2 separate regions of the Homo sapiens genome follow, and region 1 is linked to region 2. A link is an interaction called in ENCODE POLR2A ChIA-PET data of the cell type or tissue named here. Cell type or tissue: MCF 10A. All regions are shown on one strand. Each heading gives the region's core, and the rest is flanking DNA. Links, peaks and the distances in the headings are about the cores only.

Region 1 (8,559 bases), core at 2,587-6,586, 75 kb before region 2:
CTACTCAAATAATGTTCATTGGCATATGCCAGTGTTTGAGTCTTCCTTATAGGCTAAAATTCTTTATAATTATGTTAACAGAAAAAATGCAAAGAGAAAAAGATATGAATGTTGTGAAATACTCCAACATGAGGCCAGGCTCGGTGGCTCACACCTGTAATCCCAGCACTTTGGGAGGCCGAGGCGGCCGGATCACGAGGTCAGGAGATCGAGACCATCCTGGCTAACACGGTGAAACACTGTCTCTACTAAAAATGCAAAAAAAAAAAAAAAAAAAATTAGCCAGGCACGGTGGCGGGCACCTGTCGTCCCAGCTACTAGGGAGGCTGAGGCAGGAGAATGGCGTGAACCCGGGAGGCGGAGCTTGCAGTGAGCCGAGATCGTGCCACTGCACTCCAGCCTGGGCTACAGAGCAAGACTCTGTCTCAAAAAAAAAAAACAAAACGCAATACTCCAACATGAAATCAGAAACTGATCTAAAGTTTGAATTAGAAAAAGCAACTCCATTTCAAAGCAAAACTAAAACCAGGGCAAGGCCGCCAAATATTTTAATCACTTAACAAAGCAAATGAGCTAAGTGGGAGTTGAACAATGAGAACACATGGACACAGGGAGGGGAACATCACACACTGGGGCCTGTTGTGGCAGGGCTAGGGGAGGGATAGCATTAGGAGAAATACCTAATGTAGATGACGGGTTGATGGGTGCAGCAAACCACCATGGCACGTGTATACCTATGTAACAAACCTGCACGGTCTGCGCACATGTATCCCAGAACTTAAAGTATAATAATAAAAAAAAAAAAGCATATGAGCTTATGTGAAGCCACATGTACCCTAAAAATCAAACTGAAGATGCTTTTGGATGAAATTTTAATCATTCAAACAATGTCAATACAATATGAAAGAAAAGTTTTTGTAACTTCAGTATTTATCACAAAACAAACTGTAAGACTATCAGGACAGTTGGTGCTTTGTGTGTTTTAAAATATTTTTAAATCTCAAATATTTGTGGTCATATCTTTTCTTTTTGATAATTTTGATTTGGAATTATTATTGTATCAATATTCCTTTTTTAACATTTTCCATTATCAGGGTCTATATCAGGTAAAGATTATTTCTATAAGCTACAGAAGTATAAAATCTTGTCACTACATATTGGCTCATGGTAATAATAAATCATGTATTTATCATCATGTCTTCTTAACAAAAAAATCTCTGAAGCTTTTAGCATAACCTTATCATTAAAAATATATACTTTTGGTTGTTATTATTATGATCACCCACTAAATTTAAAAACACACAAAGTGTGATTTTAAAAATATAGAATAACTTGTGACTCGGGGAATTCCTGAGGTAACTTCATCCTGAATCCCAAACATTAATATCCATGGGAAATTTGAAAACATTATCCATTGTCCTCATTGCAAGTCGAAGTCAAGAAGAGTTACATCCAGATTCCAGCTTGCATGAATGGGAAAGGGAAAGCATCCAAGACAAGCAACTTTCTTTCAAGCAAGTGAGATGGAAGTCATACACATCTTTCAATCACATTTCGGTGAGAACTTAGTCAAGTGACCACTCCCAGCTTCTCTAGCTAGGCTGCCGTGAGCCAAGGAAGAGCAGGGTAGACTATGGAAGACACAGCAATCTCCCACAACATACTAATGCCTTATACTTAAACCTCTGTCATGTTTTCAAAAGTAAATGAAGGTAGTAACGAATTTGTATCCAACTGAATATTGTGTTTTGATATATACAGCAGGTCAGACATCATTTTCTTTGTCTTTGATTGCCGTGAAACTCAGGAAAAAGAAGGTACTTAAAGAGTAACATGACACATATTTTAAAATACATAGAATATTTAAGAATAATTTAGAGTCAAGACTGTATCTGTAAAAGTCATAATGAGAAGCGATATAAATATAGATGCACAGATGAAAATAAGAAAACTGGGAAAACATGAGGCAATAATGAATGATAAAAGATATCCCTCCAGTATAATGAAGAGAATAAAAAGATCCTTGTATCTTTTTACTTGCAAAGAAATTTTAAGCTGTTTGGATCCAAAATGTTTGCGTTTATAATGTGTAGCACATTCACATAAATATAAATGGTATATGGGTCATTGCCAACCCTAGGTTAGGTTGCCACTTTAGACATTAGAGTCTTGACCTGAATAATCAAGTAGGGACCAAGACAAGTCCGCCTCTCACCTTTCCTGCAGGAATTCTTTCACAGAGTCAGTAGACTACTGACAGCCTTGCTAAGAAGGATTGAGCCCAGACAGTTATAAGAATTATACTCACTTATGTGTTAGCACTAATTAACACCAAAAAATGAATAAAATTTTTACAGTGAGTGTCTGCTATCCATTTCCTGATCATCTTAGCCAAAAAACTGGTAAAAACCATTCTTTAAGAGTAGCTAAAGGAAATATCTGTTCAGATTTGGTATTAATTAATTTTTTTTCTCTTTGTCTTAGCTGAGCCTCCTCTGTGTGTCGCACACTGTGTTTGTCCTTGTTGGTCTAAGCTGACATTGATTTCATCTCCATATATGTTACAAGTTACCTCAAATGCGCAGACCTCTGCCACTGCATTTTTAAAGAGCAAAGAACTATAAGATGCTGCATGTTTCACTTATTTACTCAGGAATGCCCAGAATCCACAATGCCATGCTCTCTGACTCTGTGCTACATTTTCTGTATTCTCGACTACTGGAAGAATGTTTTCTTAATTAGAGTTAAAGCAAAATGAAAAATATGCCCACTATGCAGCAGGAATATGGTAGTAGTGACACTTCCTGAAGATTACTAATAAATATACTCCTCAGTTATATTTCTTGAGTTTTTGTATTAACCCTGTTTTTAAAACAGTCTTTAGTGATAACATTTTGCCAACAGTCCTATTCAACATAAAAAGAAATTAGCTGAGTCTACACAAAACGTTACTTGAAATACGTGTTAAACTGTTATATTTTGCAACTCTGTACATGTGTAGTATGCAGCTATGAAAGCAGCCTAAGGTAAGGACAGTGAATGCCCACATGTGTACAGTCCCTCTTGTATCTACGCAACTATTAATATCCTTTACACTCCTCTGTTTCAGCAGATTGGCCACTTTTGTCAATAAAGCATCATTCAGTGGTTGCTTAATTCAGAAGCAAATGCTAAAGCCTTAATGGGGGGCAGTCAGGAACCTGAAAAGCTACAGAACCAATCTCTTGCCATGTCTCAAAATTCAGGGAAAATATTGTACAAATTGTCTGATGTTGATGGTCTCCCTTTACTTTCCACCCTTTGAGGGCTGCTGTACAGGTTGAATGCCTGGCCTCGGACTGCATACTGAATCCATGCCTCTGTGATTGGAATGCAAAATTGGACACGTTGACCTCATTTAACAGTCTTTAAATAATGCTGGTCGCTTGTAGTTTTACACTGATTCACTATTTTAAGAAAAAATTATAATCCTAAGACTGCTTCATTTCTAACCAACTTAAAGACAGGAGAAAAACAGTGTAGAGACAGAAGATGTCAGGACAGGAGGTGAGAAAACCTTTGTTTCATTCCCAGAGCTGTCTCTAGGTGACATTTGGTGGCCACCTATCCTCTCCAAATCACTGTTTTCTCATTTACTACATGAAAGGCTCAGACTAGATGATGGCTCAGCTCCCGTTAAAAGATTCTAGATAGAAAGAACCTTTACCAAACAAATCAAGTAGAACAACAGCTGTGATGGAAAGCAATCTATCCTAGGGCTCAGAGTATGAATCTGAAGTCAGAGAGGTTTCAGGACCCAGCTGCACGAACTTGCGAGAACCAGTTGTCATCATCCCATAATATGTTGACCATCCCAGATTGCGAAGGAGAATTCAAACTGATAATTCATGTCAAGCATGTCAAGCACTTAGCATAATGCATACGTGTAGCTAAATAAATGATAATAGTTATTAATATTTTACATGTATAGTATATAGTGTAGACTCTGAATGGTATACTGGGTTTTTACATTCTAAAGTATAATTTAAGAGGTATTAATGTGACCCACAGTTTATCCAAATTCTAAGAAAAGGGTGGTAAGAGAAGACAGGTCTAAACACTGAGGCCCAGAGTACTTCCTTAAACTGCTGCGAGGACTGGAAATTAGGTATGCAAAACCCTCATATATAGAAACCCATTAAATAGTAGCTCTTAGTTCATTGCTGCACATTGAAAGAGGTTAAATAATCAAAAGCCTATTGTCTTGGTTCACAATATATAATTATATTTACAATGCATACACTATCATGCTTTAAAAAATGTTTTTCCTCATTTAGATTTTACACTCAGTCCCTGGTCTAAAAAGAAATTCAATCTAAAAAAGGGATAATACAAAGCTATCAGAGGACCAAAGTAGTATACTGCCAAAAAAACAGTTGTATTTGATTCCTTTTTTCAAATCATCCCCCAGAGAAACTTAATTCAAATACTTTCGGTCTTACACACGAATTGAAAACTTGCAAAGGAAGTAGATGTATAAAAAATGTCTTAAAAAGAAGTTAGAGTAAAGATTTATTAAGATTGGAAAAAGTAAAGGAAAATAGTTATATTTTTCATTACAAATATTGAAAGATAGCCAATTTCTATTTCCCGGATTTAATACCTGTGGTTGCCCAACACAGCCATTTCACATTTGTTGTTGAAGCAACTTTTTCAGCTTCTGGTGATGTATCAGGACTGAAATAATAACCTAACTTTGCAATACAGGTTAATGTGGTCCTTACATATAAAAAACATACTTTCTATGATGATAATCACACTCTTCTCCCTCATTTTTAAAATCAGTTTCAAATATTGCCTACAAAGTAATCCTCTGCTGTAATGATTTTACATATCTAAAGCTCTCCTTTGATTTTGTATTGCCTTCAAAATCAAAATTAAGTTTCTGGCCTGGTTGGTCAACATCATCCCATCATGGTGCTTCTGGGAATTGGCCTTTCAAAGTTTCCTTAACTCAGATTGAGCTTTCTATCCTGCTTCCCTCTTCTTCCACTCTCCAGTCATTCCCTTCTCCTTAGACACTTCCTTTTTGCCCTGTATATCTGATTATGGGTTGTCTATTCATCTGCCAAACCACTTCCTTCCAAACTTTGTCCTTCTCGTCTTCCATCTACTAAGAAAATTTTCAAGCTGTGAACTTGTCTATTGCAAACATAGTTCATGAAAAGAATCTCTTCTGCACTCTTTCTTGAGTGTAGTCTCATAGTTCACTAAGAATTGTTTTAAGTTTTACCCTATGTTTTTTAAGTTGACCCTATGTTTATCTCTGTATTATTGGTAATGCCTACCTCACTCTACCTCACTCTAGTATACAGTCCAAATATGTAATTACCCCTAGTGGCAGTCAGTCAATAAATATTTACTGAACCAGTCTGTTTTAGGCACCAGGCATCCAGCAGTAGATAAAAGTCCCTGCTCTCTTAAAGTTTACATAACAGTGGAAGAAAAAGAGACAAAGACTTAAGCAACAACAGCAACAAAAAAAGGTGATTTTAGATAGTGATAATATTGTATGTGCCCATAAAACACAAAAGCGATTTTGACCATCATCATTTCCCTAAAGCCCATGAGATATTCTGTAAGCAAAACATCCTAAATGTGCTGATCATACTGACTCATAGCACATTCAGCCATCTTACAGAAGATCTTAACCAGGTGCATCATACTCACTTACAGAATTTTGATAGCCACAAAAATCTAGTAAAAGATATGCAGCGTGATGCAATTCAGTGCCACCTGGTAACATTTCTTCTTTTTTTTTTCTTTGTCTTGCAGCCAACCCAAGATATCCATTTTCTCTTTTGCCTAAAACCTAACCGCTAACAGTAAAGCCTCAGCCACTCTCATGGGCACCGATTTGCAGCCAAGGCTAGCCTCATATACAGTCAGAGATGACATTCTAATACAGTCATCACCATCAAAGGTCAGAACTTTTACAATTTCCTTTTGCTTGGCTTTGATCCAGGTCAAAAGAAAACCAAAGCCTGAAAAAAGGGCATCACCTGCATGTTTGTGTTTATTTAGAGCATGCTACTTCAGTGGAAGAAGTCGAGAACTATTTAAGGAATATCAACAATACTAAAAAGAAGTATTTTTTTAAGTTATATGTAAACTTAAGTCTTACAGGCCTTATGTAAAGAAGTTTGTATGAGGAGGTTTTCACTGTATATATAAGAAAAACCTCAGTATTTGAAAGTAATGTAGTTTTGTATTTTCTCAAATAAAATAAGGGATATGGTACAGATATTATTATTTTTTTAATTCTGTGGTCAAAATTTGTCAATAATAGAATAAAATTATGCCTTCTATTAAATATGCAAATAAACTAAGCTCAACCAAAAATAGTCACTTTTATCAAATTTATATAATATTAATGAAAACAAAATACAATAAATATTTTCAATTAAATATTTAGAACTTCTAGCCCCTCTGCTAGTTATATTTATTAATTTTCTAAGACTTCAGGAAGAAATTCATTTCTAAAAGACCAACATTTCACCAGAGTCCTCTGGCAAAATTCAATTTTAATTATAATTCATAATTATTAAGAACATAATTTATCTTTTTTGGGAGAGTAGGTAGAGTCTTCTAATCTAGGCAAAACCATTTGGGCCTTGGGGATCTATAATTTATTTCCTCTCAGCAAGATAATTAACCTAGAAGGATGCACTTATTTTCTTTAAAACTGTAGGGAATATTCATAGATTTTTTTCAATAGTAAATTCATTTCCCATGTGAACATTTTATACAGCATGTTTTGGTGTGAAATTCCATCCTACCACTTTTCGGCTTTTATTAATATATCAGTTATGTCACTAGGCCCTACAGCAACCATGGGAACAAGTAAATATTACACCTGATTTTAAGACAAGAAGCTGAAGACAGAGGTCAAGTGACCCATCCAAAATCATTAAGTTTTCAAGCAGAGTTGGGCCCTCAATTTCTTGCCCCAACCACAGGCCCTGTCCACTCTGATAAAATCTTAGGTGGTAGCACCAGTACACAAAAAGAAGGAAAATGGATGGGGATTTTGCAGATAACCCAACCATAGGAACCCCAAGTGGTCAGTCAGAGTCACAGGGAATAGCTCAGATCCATACATAAGCCTGTGGTCACAAGGTGAGGAAGGGATCAAAGGCCAGCAGCTTACCTACCTGGAACTCTCATTGCAACCAGCGGGTTCCCTGGTCAAGAGCAGACATTGGGTACGGTCTTTCAGGAATGGAGAGGCAGGGTGCAAAGGGTTTATACCTACCTTCTGTGGGTAGGTGATAGGGAAAACTTAATGGGGTGGTGGGGAGGAATGTTAACCCCAACAGGAGCTTTACACTCATCTGCCTCTGTGAAGTGCAATGTCTGATGTTCTTTTATTTCTTATATTTATGTTAAATTTAATATGAAAGGTAAGCAGAAAAGTTCCAAGTTTTCTCTTTTGATGCATATTAAGACATCAGTACAAGAACTACAGAGTTCATCAGCTAATTCAGTTTGGGAAAAAAATATATGAAGGAATGATGAAAAAGACTGAGGAAAAAGGTTGAAAATATATGAAGGAATGATGAAAAGGAAATTTGGTAATCATAAGATTTTATCAAAAATTCTGACCTAACAGTCCTTAAGAATAATTACCACTAAATGGAAAGAACACTTAATTGTTTTTAATGGAACTTTCTATTTTTGTTTTTTATTTTCTTTTTATAATTTACATGTTTACTTTTTATTATGGAAAGTTTCAAACACATAAAAGATGAAAGAATAGCATAAACCTCTACATAGGCACCACCTTCCTGCAATAGTTCTGGTCAATCTTGTTTTATCTATAACACACCAATGCTCCAAGTCCCAGATTACTGAAGTAAATCTCATATTATCAATTCATCCATAAATATTGCAGGATTCCAAAAATTTTTACCCGATACCATTATTACATTAGAATTCATAGTCATTACCTAACACTCACAAATATCCAGTTACTGTTCAACATATGTCAATTAGCTCAACTGAGCTATTCTACAATGTATACATATTTCAAAACATCATGTTGTACACAATAAATGTATACGTTTTAAAAAAATAGAGATGGGGTCTTGCTGTGTCACGCAGACTGGAGTGCAGTAGTACCATCATAGCTTACTGTAGCCTCGAACTCTTCGGCTCAAGCAATCCTCCTGCCTCAGCCTCTAGGGCAGCTGGGACTATATCCAGGTACCACCATGCCTGGCTAATTTTTAAGTTTTCTGTAGAGATGGGATCTCCCTATGTGGTCCAGGCTGGTCCTGAACTCCTGGCCCCAAGCAATCATTCCACTTCAGATTCTCAAAGTGCTGGGATCATAGGCATGAGGCACTGTGCCCAGCCAACATATACAATTTTCATTTGTCAATTAAAAGTAAATAAAATAAAATGTTTAAAAAGGTTCCAGCATATTTCATACATTGTGACTAGCCAGTAGGTCTCATGTCTCTTTAATCCAGGTTGCTATTCTTTTTTTCCTTCTTGGAATTCATTTTTTAAACAAAC
Region 2 (8,559 bases), core at 1,609-5,608:
CTAAAAAAAAAAAAAGCCATGGTTTTATTCAAATGTATGCAATCATTTATTTAATAGTAAGTTTTAAAATTTTGAAAATGTATGGGCACCAATTTAAGTAGTGTACTATTTAACACATTTCTAACCACCTGTTATTCTGACACTACATTTAGTGGAAGTTACCTCCAAGGCCAATTAGGCTTTTCATCTGAGAAGGGTCTGGAAGGTGATAGATTATATTGTTGCCATGTAAGACGAAAACTTACATTCATTACTATCAACTTACGACCAATTTTTTTTGGCACCTCTGAATGTTTTTTTGTCATATTCATTCCTTTCCCTTTAAAACAACATCCTTTAGTGGACTTTCTCTCCTTGGGGCTATTTACAAGATGCCCTGAATCAGATGTCATTAGCTGATACAACATTCATCTTCTTTCAGGACTAGAAAAATCACCAAATAATGATTAGAGGCAGCGGCTTTTAAAATATCCTAACCATAGATCTCAATTTGATATTGATTTAAGTGATTAATTTTTCTATGAGGGTACAGCATCCTGACCAATCAAATAGAATGTTTACAGGGTGCATTAATCATGGTTTACAGTTTTCCTATAGGTATGATGGATAGTGAACAGTTTATGAATCAATAAACTAGCAAAAAAAAAAGTATTCAGGACTAGAGATATGGGAGCAGAGACAAGACCAGCTTGATTTTTATGTTTTTAAAATTCCGGCAGTCTTTTAATTATAAACTCCATTTAGTTTAGTTTATATTTAAGGGTTTATCAGCTTGTTTTTACCATTATGATGCACTGAAAAATAAGTTCAAAATGTGGAGCTTTTTCTGCACTTTAATGTGATGTCAAACTGCAAATAATGGCTAGTAGTGTGATTTATCCAGATAAAACAATATTTTAAGTAGAACTGTATAAAATGATCTGTATGTTTCATTTCCTCAGAAAGCAGCCAAGATTTACAGATTAAACCTAAAGTACAGTAGAAAGAAATAGATCAAGATTTTGCTAAGCAGAACAGATACTGTGACAATAAAGATTTTTTCTTCCCTTCCTCAATTCTGAATTGTCATATTTCTTTTTGATGTTTTCACTCTTCAGCCTAATTCACACATATACCATTATCTTATGGCTAATCAGTTGATTTTTATTATGTCATTCTGTTTTTTGCCTCTTTCTTCTTGCATAACTTAGATCCATTTTTTTAATCCTTTCTATTAGAACCCAGGAGTTATATAGTCAGTTTCAGAAGATCTTCCAAACTCTCAGTTTAACCCCGTTTCTCACATAAGGAAAATTGCCCCCACAGTTCCAATGGCTGCTCCTTCCCTGCAGAACATTTTCCAAAGGCAGAATTTTGAGCAGCAGTTCTTTCATGTTGGCATGTGCTGGACTGGAGCTTCTAACCATGCAGTGTCTGGAAAGAGGGTCTCAAGGAAAACACAGGTTCATATGTGTTTTCTCACACCCCCTAGATGGCACTAATACAAAAAAAAAGCATATTATATGAGAAAGAACATCAAGACAAAAAGTGATATATGGCGGGTCTCATATTCATGACAGTGTAGCTGCTGAGTTCCCGAAAGCCCAGGCTGATCTGCTTAGTGGGCAAGGTGGGAAACAACCTCCTCTGCCTGTCTGCAGAGAGTACGCATCTTGACGTCTCATCTAGTATCCAAGGACCAACCCTTAGACAGTATGCTTCATCTTAGGAAATAGACTCTTGGAGATTTATTTGAATTCAAAAATTACTTTTCTGAGTTGTACATTTAACTAGTTTCCTCTCAGAGTTTTAACCAAGAAATACTTCAGTTTAATCAGAAGACAGCCCAGTGCTTGAGAAAGAAGAATCTGAAAATTATCTGATGCTCCCAATGATATTCTAAATATGTGATTCATCTAGGATACAGGATTAATGTTAGAGACAGTAACTTGAAAACACTATTTGATGACACCCTTTCATTTCTTTATTCAACAGACATGTACCTGTTATGTAACAGGCATTTGCTTTACCCTGGGCATTGATTTTTAAAAAGGATAAGACGCAGTTCCCGCTCTCAAGGAGCCCAGAGACCAGTGGTGGTGGGAGTGGGGGGTGGTCCAGGGAGTAGACAAGAAAACAGATACTTTGAAATAGAAGCAATAAATTGCTGTGACTCAAAAAAAAACAAATTAAAAAACTGTAAGTATTTAAGATCTGAGTAACTATTATGCCTGAGGAAGTCAGAGAAGACCCCAGGGATGAACTGAATTTGAACTGAGTGCCAAAGAATTGTTAGTCTTCCAGGAGATGAGGAAATACGTTCCAAGAAGGAACAGCATGTACAACAGCACAGTCATACAAGAACCCGGTTATCTTAGGAACAATCAAAAAAGAGTCCTAGAAACAATCATGTGAAATGTTTGAGGATTAAAATACTGGCAGGAAATGAAAGTGAAGGGCAGGAAGGGGCAGATGTAAGGCCCCTGACAGTAAACATATGTTGTCTGCCCATTGTTAATTTTTTTGAGGAAGCACTCCCCTACTCCTCCTAGTTGAGGAGGCTGATAACACCCTGCTTTCAGCTCCAGCTGTGGGCAAGTGAGCCAGGCCTGGCCAATCTGAGTGCTCCATATACACTTAGATCAAATAAAAGGATCACGCATAGACGCATGACCCAAACTGGGACAATCAGAATCCCCATCAGGATTATCAGCTGGTCCAGCTTCATGCATGTGACCTGTTAGTTGCAAAGCCCCTGTGCTTACAAGAGTCTTGCACTTGGTTCACTGCTCAGCTGATGCCATTTTGAAATTCTCAATAATTTCAGCTTGGATCTTATGTTTTGTAAGTGATGTCCAATGGGACAATAGGGAATGCACATGAGCAAAGAAATACACACCTCACTTGCAATATAGCATTTATGACACCCTGTGAGCACAGCAGTCCAGTAGACTCACTTTGCATGGAAGTACCACAAGACGTGAAGTGAGTGCAAATAAATATGTTATATTTAAAACTGAATAAATGGTGGTGCTGACAGCCCCAAGAGGGTCATGTCTTCCATTCAAACCAGAACTTGCTTCCAATGCAGAAGACAAGCAATGGTGTTTTAAGAAACAACTACAAATAACTTTATCATATCCTTTTCTCACTTGTGTTACTTCTCTTTATTAGACAAGCTCACTGAAAATCATGGCATAGCAGAAGAGAGAAAGATAGGGCCACCCATAGTTCCTTTCCCTTTCAGTCCTTCCTTACTCATCAGTAAGCTGAAGAGCACTGGTAGCTGTAAGTGCATCAGGAAGTGAAACATAAACAGTTAAGTTAGTTTTGCAATCATTTCCACTGTTCTAGTAAGAACAAAATACATATGCCAAATATAAATTGTGTAACTTCAGTGATTCCATATATGAATTAAAGGCTCTTATATTTGCATTGGAAACTGGCACCACACAATATAAATGGTAAGATTCATGTTCATAATTTAAATTTTTAATTTTTCTTTACATAGATATTCAATGGGAAATTTTTTAAACACCATGACAAACTAAAAGAATACAGGAGAAAAGAAAAAACTTTCCAGTTTAGTATATTTAGTACACTTTTTTCCTGCTTTTTGAACATGGGACCCCACAACTTATGTTGCTAGCCCTGGCTATCAGGAAAGATCCTTTATTTACTTCTACGACCCCGAGTTATAAGAACAATGTGAGCTGGAGCTGCATGTGACTATCTTGCCTGGCCAGATGGATTAAGTTATCTGTAGTAAGAGAAATCAAAGCCAGCATGCAAAGAGAAACATAGCTGAGAGAAAAAAAAGAGAGAACTAACGTTGTTGAGTTCCTGAGTGTGGCCAGACCCAAAATTAACTGCACACCTGTCCTTCTTTGTTATGTAAGTCAACAATTTCTCCTTTTTTTCTTTTTTTCTTTGAGTTGGCGGAGAGCTCAAATAATTTGAGTTGGATTTCTGTCACTTGCAACCAGAGTACTGACGGGTAGAGCCTCATATGCTAGGCATATGTGGATTAATAAGGAAGTTTTTAAATTCATACTTCTAGAGGCTGGTGAACAGAGGCTTCAGAGAGCCAAGAAGAAAAGCAATCTGGATTATTTCTAAAATCATTTTCATAATTTTAAATTATAAAATATTTTTTATTTTAAAATATGTGTAAAAGATATAAATAATATTTGTGAAATGTAGAAAAGTACCAGTAAAATGAATGTGTATACTTACTATCTGATAGAGTTTGGACGTTTCTCCCCTCCAGATCTCATACTGAATTTTAATCTCCAACGTTGGAGGTGGGGCCTGGTGGGAGGGATTTGGATCATGGGAACAGATTCCTCATGAATGGCTTGGGCCATCCCCTTGGTGCAAGTAAAGCTCTCGCTCTGAGTTCACACAAGATCTGGTCATTTAAAGGTGTGCAGCACCTCCCCTCCCACCCTCTCTTGCTCCTGATTTCGCCATGTGACATAGAAGCTCCCAACGCACCTTCTGCCATAAGTAAAAGCTTCCTGAAGCCTTACCAGAAGCCATGTTTCCTAGACAGCCTGCAGAACCACGAATCAGTTAAGCCTCTTTTCTTTATAAATTACCCAGTCTCAGGTATTTCTTCATAGCAACCCAAGAACAGCCTAATACACCACCCAACTTTAAAAAATCTACCAGTGCCTCTGATGTCCCCATAAGACTTCCCCAAATTCTACAACTGCCCACACTCACTCACCTACCCCAAAGTAACCACTATTCTGAACTTTATGATAGTTTTTCCATATCATTTGGTAGCTTTTCCTGGTGGACTGTGGAAGAAGATTTGAAGGGGGCCAGGAGACCAGCTAGGAAACACAGGATAAGTCTGAGTTTGGCTGATTATCATTAATAAGTGCTTTGTGTAGCCACCAGATCATGTTTCATTAAATAAAATGTTGGCAACAGGTAAGTTTATAAAATGGCCTTTTCATCACAGTTTTTTTTTTTTTTCAGTGCCTTTGCCTCTTTTTTTAAATCATGGGCAACTATTCAATCAGGGCAAGAATCAAAAGCCTCACCATAACAAGACCCAATAACTAGGTCACAGAAATGAGCTTTGAATTAGGGCTAGAGGACCCAGAAGGTAGCGGATTTGCTACCTGCCTCAGCATTACAGCCAGAAGAGAAGTAGAAGAGTGGGAAACAGGAAGGAAAGAAAAGGGCGAACAATCTATATCTCCTGCTACATTATCTTCTCCCAACATGTGAAAAAGCTAATAAACACACAGTATGGTGATTCTTTTTTTTTTTTTGCCAAGTTTCTTTATATATATATATTTTATTATTATACTTTAAGTTCTAGGGTACATGTGCACAACGTGCAGGTTTGTTACATATATATACATGTGCCATGTTGGTGTGCTGCACCCATTAACTCGTCATTTACATTAGGTATATCTCCTAATGCTATCCCTCCCACCTCCCCCCACCCCACAACAGGCCCCAGTGTGTGATGTTCCCCTTCCTGTGTCCATGTGTTCTCATTGTTCAATTCCCACCCATGAGTGAGAACATGCGGTGTTTGGTTTTTTTTCCCTGTGACAGTTTGCTGAGAATGATGGTTTCCAGCTTCATCCATGTCCCTACAAAGGACATGAACTCATCCTTTTTTATGGCTGCATAGTATTCCATGGTGTATATGTGCCACATTTTCTTAATCCAGTCTATCACTGTTGGACATTTGGGTTGGTTCCAAGTCTTTGCTATGTGGAAGACAGGGTGGTGATTCCTCAAGGATCTAGAACTAGAAATACCATTTGACCCAGCCTTCCCATTACTGGGTATATGCCCAAAGGAATATAAATCATGCTGATATAAAGACACATGCACACGTATGTTTATTGTGGCACTACTCACAATAGCACAGTATGGTGATTCTCACTCTATCTGTGACTGCCCTTCTCTCCATTAATTCATGTTAAATGGATCACAAGGATAAAAATGGGAATATTTAGCCCAAAGGTATTCATGTCTAAATGTAAAACTTTGTGCAGTGTGGCACTTAGTTTGGAAGTAAGTAGTTGAGTTTCCTAGAATGTAAGGGGAAACTTCCTTTCACATTCTTACATTGCTGCTGGCTCAGAAGCTAAGAACTTCTGCTCTAACAGAAAGATTACATGGACACTGTGACTACCTGGATCCTCCTTCTCACAGGAGTAGCAATTTTTCTGTGTTGTGCTGAGAGTCTGACATCCATTGTTCCAGTTTTCTCTGTTGGGTGAATTAGGGGGCTCATGATTGTTATCCACAAATGGCCTCTCACTTAGGTTCTCTGAGCACAATGGGTGTAGGTCAGGCCATAGTCCTTCAAGAAGATGGCGAGAGGAATATCACTCTGCAGGACCAACACATCTCCCACGAGGATCCCACCAATTAAACTTATGGAGAAGGGGAATAGGAAGCCCATTTTGGCCCCATATCAAAGCCACATTCTTCAGTTTTAGTCATCATAAAATTCCTATGTCTATTTCTGTGTTCTAGTCTCAGTGTCTATTTCCTGTGTCAATAGACACAGAACTCAGAGGAAAGATGGAATGGACTAACTGGCCCCTCAAAATCCCCAAACCCAACATCCCTTAAACTATGTAATTTAGTTAACTTTTTATGAGACTGCCTTGTAAATCATAGAAAAATCTCTCTCCTTATGAAGCAAGTTAAATGGTACAGTCTGTAACACCATTCTGAGGGGAAGAAAAAAATAGGTATGTAAACTTGTACTATGAAAGTCAATTTTCTCCCTAACTTATAAAGTCTTTGATAAAACAATATAATTTTTGACTGTCCTGTTTTTCTATAAACCATAGCCTCCTCGACTACAGACTTAGAATTTGTAGTGCTCTCCAGACTCCATGTAACAATCTCCAAATACTTAAATCAGCAAAACAAATTTACCCAGGAGGAACCTGGGCGCTGCCAGCATCAATTAAAAATAAGTGATGTAAAACAAATTGATGAAGGATAATTTTGATGCAACACCATTTTGGCTATATATAATGCCTTCCATACCAAAAAATAAGCAGACCTGAAAAACAACAATAAAAAAATTATCTAAGAAACAAACATTTGTTCCATTCAATAAAAACAAATTGCTTTTCTCTTATCTGAAAGGGGTCAGTCAAATACAAATACTGGCATTGAGCCACAACATTTGAATACTTCGGCACAAGTGTTTTTAAACCATTCCTTTGCATGATTTAATAAAAACTGTACTACCATTGGAAAAACAATGAAACAGAAAACTTTGCAACATACAATTGAATGATAATTAAGCTTCATTATAGTACGAATTGTTTATATGGGATTTATTCCTTAATGCCCTTGAGATTATATATTTGAAAAAGATTGGTTTTAAAATAACATGACTACAAAAGCTAGAAAATTTTCTACTTTAAAATTGTTGTCTCCAAATAAACAAGAAAAATCTGCTTCTAAATAAGTCATCTGAAATCCTTAGGTACTCAGTACTCTTCAGTACTCAGTTCCTTCCACCTCCACCAACTGCCCCCATGTTTTTCTTTTCATTAGTTCCTATTCTGATTGTTCCAACTCTTTTTCATATTGCTCAGACCTCAGTGCTGTCTCCCACCTAACTTGCAGTGATTAGCTCATTTTACTGCCACTAACAGGCTTTCATTTTCCATTCTCTCCTCCCCAAAATCTCTTTATGTCTTCATACATTCTCTTCTCCTTCCCCAGTTGTGGGTCCTTCCTGTTCCAGACTAACCTTGAGAAGCTTTTCTTTTATTCCATCTTCCACTCTGCCTATTCCCTGCCATCCTACAAAGGTGATCAGGACTTCTCCTTTCCCTTTCTGACAAACCACCTAACAGCTATTTGGATCAAGTCCAAGTCCCAAATTCATTTGCCTACCGAGGCCAGGGAGGTCATGCAAGTGAGAGAAGTGAACTGGGTTTAAAGGATAACTTCCGGGCATGGAGACTGTGTGATGAGTGGGGAGAAAGGATGTCATTCCTAAGGTGGACAACTAATTCCCTCTGGTGCCAAGAGGGTACAAAGTCCTAGTGTTGTCAGATCTCCCAGTTTTTCAAGAGAAATCAGAAATTATGTTTTACATAAAACCTCCCAATTTGTAAATGTTGATAACTAATTTTTTAAAAATCTTTGAACACTCTGTGGACCTCAATCAAAGCACATCTCTGAGGCCCGTGGTCAACCTGTCCGTTGCCGCTGCCTACCCTTGCTACCTCCGTGTCCTCAGAGTCCTACTCCTTACTTGCTTTGGAGTCCAGCTTCCAATCACACCCCCATACTGAAACCCACTGCAACCCTCTCTGGCTCCTTCTCAGTCCTTACCATCCCCAAATTGCCATAGCATTTCACATCAGTGACTGACACTCCTAAAAGTCCCCTCTCTTGGTTTCCATGACATGGTGTTTTCCTGTTTGTCTTCTTCCCTTGGAAAATGAACTCCACAGGGGAAACTTTTCAGAGGACAATGTTGTTTAAGATAAGCATCAACTGTACTTTGCCTGCAAAGGAAGAGATGTGGCAGTGTTTCTGATCCTTGGATGCACAATAAAATCA

What was found. ChIA-PET counts read pairs that join two places held together with the same protein. Peaks named below come from ENCODE experiments on the same cell type or tissue, not always from the same donor. Only the 100,000 strongest peaks of a DNase experiment are listed, where the experiment ranks them.
Region 1: POLR2A ChIA-PET joins it to region 2 with 5 read pairs; 2 of 35 experiments call an interaction of 5 or more read pairs at or near these places.

The regions. Positions count from the first base shown.
Region 1 is chr6:104,560,819-104,569,377 of GRCh38, forward strand. No RefSeq gene overlaps it. Among named protein-coding and RNA genes, the nearest start is that of HACE1, 290 kb to the right of the region's middle. In MCF 10A, for the core only: no CTCF peak of the experiment used is centred there; no DNase peak of the experiment used is centred there.
Region 2 is chr6:104,636,604-104,645,162 of GRCh38, forward strand. No RefSeq gene overlaps it. Among named protein-coding and RNA genes, the nearest start is that of HACE1, 220 kb to the right of the region's middle. In MCF 10A, for the core only: no CTCF peak of the experiment used is centred there; a DNase peak (open chromatin) is centred at 3,268.